2 separate regions of the Homo sapiens genome follow, and region 1 is linked to region 2. Evidence: chromatin loops called from intact Hi-C (ENCODE). Cell type or tissue: psoas muscle. All regions are shown on one strand. Links, peaks and the distances in the headings refer to the core of each region. The heading gives the core; the rest is flanking DNA. Region 1 has its middle 4.4 kb from the start of LRRC8B. Region 2 has its middle 34 kb from the start of LRRC8C-DT.

Evidence for each region. Hi-C counts contacts between places; a loop is a spot of excess contacts. Peaks named below come from ENCODE experiments on the same cell type or tissue, not always from the same donor. Only the 100,000 strongest peaks of a DNase experiment are listed, where the experiment ranks them.
Region 1: it touches region 2 in a loop (3-fold over the local background); 67 of 110 quality-filtered maps call a loop at or near these places.

The regions. Positions count from the first base shown.
Region 1 is chr1:89,519,029-89,521,841 of GRCh38, reverse strand. No RefSeq gene overlaps it. Among named protein-coding and RNA genes, the nearest start is that of LRRC8B, 4.4 kb to the left of the region's middle. In psoas muscle, for the core only: a CTCF peak has its summit at 1,848; no DNase peak of the experiment used is centred there; H3K27ac peaks cover 115 bases.
Region 2 is chr1:89,597,903-89,600,715 of GRCh38, reverse strand. No RefSeq gene overlaps it. Among named protein-coding and RNA genes, the nearest start is that of LRRC8C-DT, 34 kb to the left of the region's middle. RefSeq lists an enhancer at 1,997-2,513. In psoas muscle, for the core only: a CTCF peak has its summit at 1,492 (motif pointing right); no DNase peak of the experiment used is centred there.

The DNA of each region.
Region 1 (2,813 bases), core at 303-2,802, 79 kb after region 2:
TTTCTCTCATGGCCAGTGATGATGAGCATTTTTTCATGTGTCTTTTGGCTGCATAAATGTCTTCTTTTGAGAAGTGTCTGTTCATGTCCTTTACCCACTTTTTGATGGGGTTGTTTGTTTTTTTCTTGTAAATTTGAGTTCATTGTAGATTCTGGATATTAGCCCTTTGTCAGATGAGTAGATTGCAAAAATTTTCTGCCAATCTGTAGGTTGCCTGTTCACTCTGATGGTAGTTTCTTTTGCTGTGCAGAAGCTCTTTAGTTTAATTAGATCCCATTTGTCAATTTTGGCTTTTGTTGCCATTGCTTTTGGTGTTTTAGACATGAAGTCCTTGCCCATGCCTATGTCCTGAGTGGTATTGCCTAGCTTTTCTTCTAGGGTTTTTGTGGTTTTAGGTCTAACATTTAAGTCTTTAATCCATCTTGAATTAATTTTTGTATAAGGTGCAAGGAAGGGATCCAGTTTCAGCTTTCTACATATGGCTAGCCAGTTTTCCCAGCACCATTTATTAAATAGGGAATCGTTTCCCCTCTTTTCTTGTTTTTGTCAGGTTTATCAAAGATCAGATGGTTGTAGATATGTGGCATTATTTCTGAGGGCTCTGTTCTGTTCCATTGATCTATATCTCTGTTTTGGTACCAGTACCATGCTGTTTTGGTTACTGTAGCCTTGTAGTATAGTTTGAAGTCAGGTAGCATGATGCTTCCAGCTTTGTTCTTTTGGCTTAGGATTGACTTGGCAATGTGGGCTCTTTTTTGGTTCCATATGAACTTTAAAGTAGTTTTTTCCAATAACAGAAAGCAGTTTTTTTAGTGACTCAGTTCCCAAGCTTAGCTTTTCTTTTGGCTTAGTCAGTTTGGGGTCCAGAGATTCCATTTTTGTTTCACAGCACTTATTTTGTGCCTAGCAGTGTGCTAGACATCATGGGTGATACCAAAGAAGCATAAAACTTGGTCCCTGACCCCAGCAGCCCACAACTTAGTTGAACACGGAAAACAATCAAGGGCATCTTCTGCTCAAAGGAAATGAAGATTGAATAACATGGGTGGAAGTAGTCAGAAAATGCATTATGGAGAGAAGGGAACTTAAACTTTTGAAACAGAAGCAGGATTTAGAAGGACTACATCCTTTACCTTTGCCTTATTGGCCCTAAACTTTATCTTAAAATAACCAGTCCAGCCTCCTGGCTCTTTTTGGCAAGCTGAGAATCTGGTGAAGAAGCCAATATGAAAATATTCTGTTTCTACAACATCTCAATAGGGTCTTTACACTCAGGTGATAAAGGGGATGAGAATGAACAGTAAGTGTGGCCAGTTCCTCTATCCAGTGACACAAGCAAAGTCACAAGTAATAGAAAATGAAACAATCACTACAATTTGGTCTTCTGGTGGTTGAATTCCATGACCCACATGAAATAACCACCTAACTCCTGGGTTTGGCAGGTGTCTTCTGGGCTGATTCCCTGAAAAACAACCAAAATTTAAAGAAAATCTCTGAGTGTCATCAACATTAAGCTATGCTCCATGTGGCCACCTTGATAAGAGTTTGATTTTCTCTGAGTCTTGAGAAAATTTTTATGATAAATGGAAGACAATCTTATCCAATACTAAAGTTTTTTTTCGATTCAGTGTTTGAAAAATATGAGAATGAAAATCTTCTATTTCTTTAAAGAAATAAATGTATTAAACATTGAATTTATATCTATTAAGTAAACATTGAATGCCTACAACACATAAAAAAAGCACTGAGGACCTGACAGAGGTGAGGGAGAATACCAAGATAAATATAGTAATTCCTCTTCTTAAATATATTGTACTCTGGTGGGGAAGGCATAACCATAGAGAACACAGCCTCCTACAGGGGAGTTGAGGTTGGTGCAGGACTGAGGGAGAATCACACTGAACAGAGATCTGAGGAAGTTTACCTTCAGGGTTCTAAATTAAAATGTTTCTTTAATGATATACATTTTATTTTTTAACTTTTTTTTTTGTTTTTTGAGATGGAATCTTGCTCTGTCACCAAGGCTAGTGTGTAGTGGCATAATCATGGCCCACTGCAGCCTCAACTTCCTGGTCTCCAGTGATCCTGCCACCTCAGCCTCCCGGGTAGCTGGGATCACAGGCGCTTGCCACCATACTTGGCTAATTTTTGTATTTTTGGTAGAGACAGGGTTTTGCTGTGTTGGCCAGGGTGGTCTCGAACTCCTAAGCCCAAGCAATCCACCTGCCTCAGCCTCCCAAAGTGCTGCGATTATAGGCGTGAGCTACCATGCCTAGCCATGGTGTTTAAATTTTGTCTCAGCATCGTGGATCAAGTTTGTTCTAATGAAGTGTCAGATCAGAAGAAAAGAACCAAAGTCTATGAATCAAGGCCACCCATAATTTTGCATTCTTGGCTGGGCGCGGTGGCTCACGCCTGTAATCCCAGCACTTTGAGGGGCCAAGGCAGGCGGATCACAAGGTCAGGAGATCGAGACCATCCTGGCTAACATGGTGAAACCCCGTCTCTACTAAATAATATACAAAAAATTAGCCGGGCGTGGCAGCGGGCACCTGTAGTCCCGGCTACTTGGGAGGCTGAGGCAGGAGAATGGCATGAACCCGGGAGCTGGAGCTTGCAGTGAGCAGAGATCGTGCCACTACACTCCAGCCTGGGCGACAGAGCGAGACTCTGTCTCAAAAAAAAAAAAAATTGCATTCTCAGGAAGTTTGCCAGAGTCCCAGTGGTTCAGCTGTGTATGATTGAGCACATTGTTGTTGATGAGGAATGTTTAGTTATTTATTTTTGGTTAAGCAGTTTGTCGTGTTTTTCTG
Region 2 (2,813 bases), core at 46-2,545:
TTTACAAGGAGTAACTACATGTCATTGGAGTAATTGGAAATTTGGTGCCAGTTAACTCAGGTTTCCACATGTAATTCCTTATGTTAGCAGCCTAACAAATGAAACTTGGCCCTTTTCCCATTCAACATAAGGAATAAGTCTCTTATTTTAAATTTGAAACTGTGGCAAGAAACTACCTTCTAGAAACAGAGAATCTTGATAACTGGGAGACATGTATTTTGGTGAGAACAAGCTAAAGCATCATCCTTGGAATAATAGGTATTTCATATTCTTGAAGATGGGAGTTAGTAATAGGTGAGGATACGTAAGCTTGGAGTATGGTGGTTGGGGCAATGCCGAGCAGCACAATCCTAGAGCAAGCGAAAGAGAGCAAGAGCCCACAAAAGTGGTTGGAGGGAGTGAGATCTGGGAGGGATAAGGGTGCGGGACAAAGAGAGTAGGATGCTTTGAAAGGGAACAAGAAGGGAGACTTAGCAGCTGACAGGCCTGCTCACAAGGCCCGGGAGACTGATTGTCGATTGGGGATATTCGACAGAAATGCCGTGAGCTGTAAAACCTCATATTCCCTACAGCCCCTAGGCCCACTTGTCTTTCTGCTAAATTATCTTTAAACTCTTTCTCATTCTTGCTAGATAGAGTTTTAGTTTTGGAAAAAGGAATACAAAGATAGTTAAAATGTTCATGATTGTTTTTTCCAACAGAACGCCAGTTTTCCCATTTCTACCAAAAACATGTTGAATAAACATTCTAAGCATGTTCTTTTAAAGGGGTACCACACACTTACCTGCCCAGGGTGCCCACACGGTATGGTCTGATCTTGGTGCCAGGAACTGCATGGGGCTATGTGCATCTCATTTGAGGTACAGTTACTGATATTAAGTGAGGGCCAATGAATCCTCAAGATCTTACCGTGGGGGCTGCATTTGATAAAGGCAAGGGAAGGCAAGGAGAAACTGAGTATAGGAGCAAGAAACTGGATGCTGTGGTTTAAGGACCATATCAGGAAGGAGAGGCTAGGCTCCAAAACAGTAATTGCAGGGTCAGTGCTGATTCATAACTTTGTAAATCTTTTACACCTGCAATTGTGAGGCCCACGCTCCATGAGGAAGAAGGTTGGCCAAGATTTACAAATGTTGATAAACCTAAAAAAGCATTTCTACTCTACCTACAGAGGCTAGGACTGAGAAGTCACTGCTCTTGGCAAATAAGCGATTGGTAATCTGTGTAAGAGAAATTACCAGGAGGGGCAGAAACTGGGACATGTGGAGAGCTGGACAGAAGTGGGTTGAAAAGTGAATACTCAGTGAGGAAATAGGGCTGACCAGAAGGTTTGGTGTTAAAGGAAAGCAGAGAGAATCTGTGATGGCTTTGCAGGTAAGTAAGATAGGCATGAATCTTTTTTTCCAAAAGAAAGAATCTGGAGTTATATTAACCTACAGATGGGTGTTGGTGGCATGCTTCTATTTGACATTTTCTCCTCTCAGCAGCAGAGGGAGGTAGAGAGTAAAAAAAATGATGTGGATTGAGCCCTATAGGAATACAAAGGGCTCCAAAATGGAAGGTATTTATCATAAGGAAATAATTTGAAAATCTCAAGAGCTAACAGGCAGCTCTATAGAATCTCTGCTATTTAGGAGGCAGAAAGACATAACTCGAGTCTAGGGGAAGATGAGATAACATGGGATAAAGAAAGAGATTTGCATTTTAAAAAGACTACGCATATTAAAGTGGCCTTTTCTGATCCTTCTTTAGCATGTCGATGTAGGATCTTATGTAAATATGGGACTTGAGTTTGAGGTCTGGCTTTGTGCATTTTGGATAAACTGCTTTTCCCTAGACCTCAGGAATGAGGGTGACAAAACACCAGGTGGGAACAGAGAAGGAAACAAACCATAACAAAAGTTGCCGCTCCAGAGAATGGAACCTTGCCCTCAACAGCACCGGAGTCTCTCCCTTCCAGTTGAGCCCTTTACCACTTTTTCAAAAAGCCATTTTGAAATGTGGAAGTGAATGCTGAAGTACATGAAGCCACAGTTATTGCTGTGTTTAGGGGGCCATGTCACTGCTGGGCAGACTGTTAGCATATAACTTCAGCATCTCAAAGCACCTAGCAGTCCCTGAAAGGCTGCTAATGCCTGGAGGCAGGCACTCACTTCATTTCAATAGACTTCCCATTCCTGAACCACTTAGAGATGGGGGAAGCCTTTCTTGAATGACTTACTGCATTTTCAGAGAATATGGCCAGGGAACAACTAAGTTACTTTCCTTCATAATCTGATTCAGTCTATATATATTCCAGCAAAATTCTGGCTATCAGCCTTCTAATGTGGTCCTGAAACTGTGTGTGTGTGTGCATGTAAGAGACCGAGAGAGGCTGTTTTCTATCGAAAAGTTCAAACTATCATGTACTTATTTTATCCAGTAATTCAATTTTTTCACCTTTGACTAAACCATCTCAGAATTGCCTGTCTTGCAGTTCTTTAGCTTTTGCTTACCTGGTTCACAATTCAGTGTTAAACAGGAAATGGAGAAACAGGCACCAAGAAGAAAGGAGAGAGATGAGGCGTTCTATGAACATCTGTCCCTGATGAATTCCAAGGAAAGACGGGCCCACTCATGAGAGATCTACTACCCCCCGCAACCCATGTATTCTAGGATCCACGCAGCTCTTTTCAGGTGCTTGTTATTTTGTGGCCATGGTAGCATATTTTGAAAACTCATACCATTGTTGTAAGATTCACATGTAAATCTGAAATCTATTATTTGGTGAATAACAGTACGACAGTACAAGGAAGCATGAGAAGAGAGAGGGA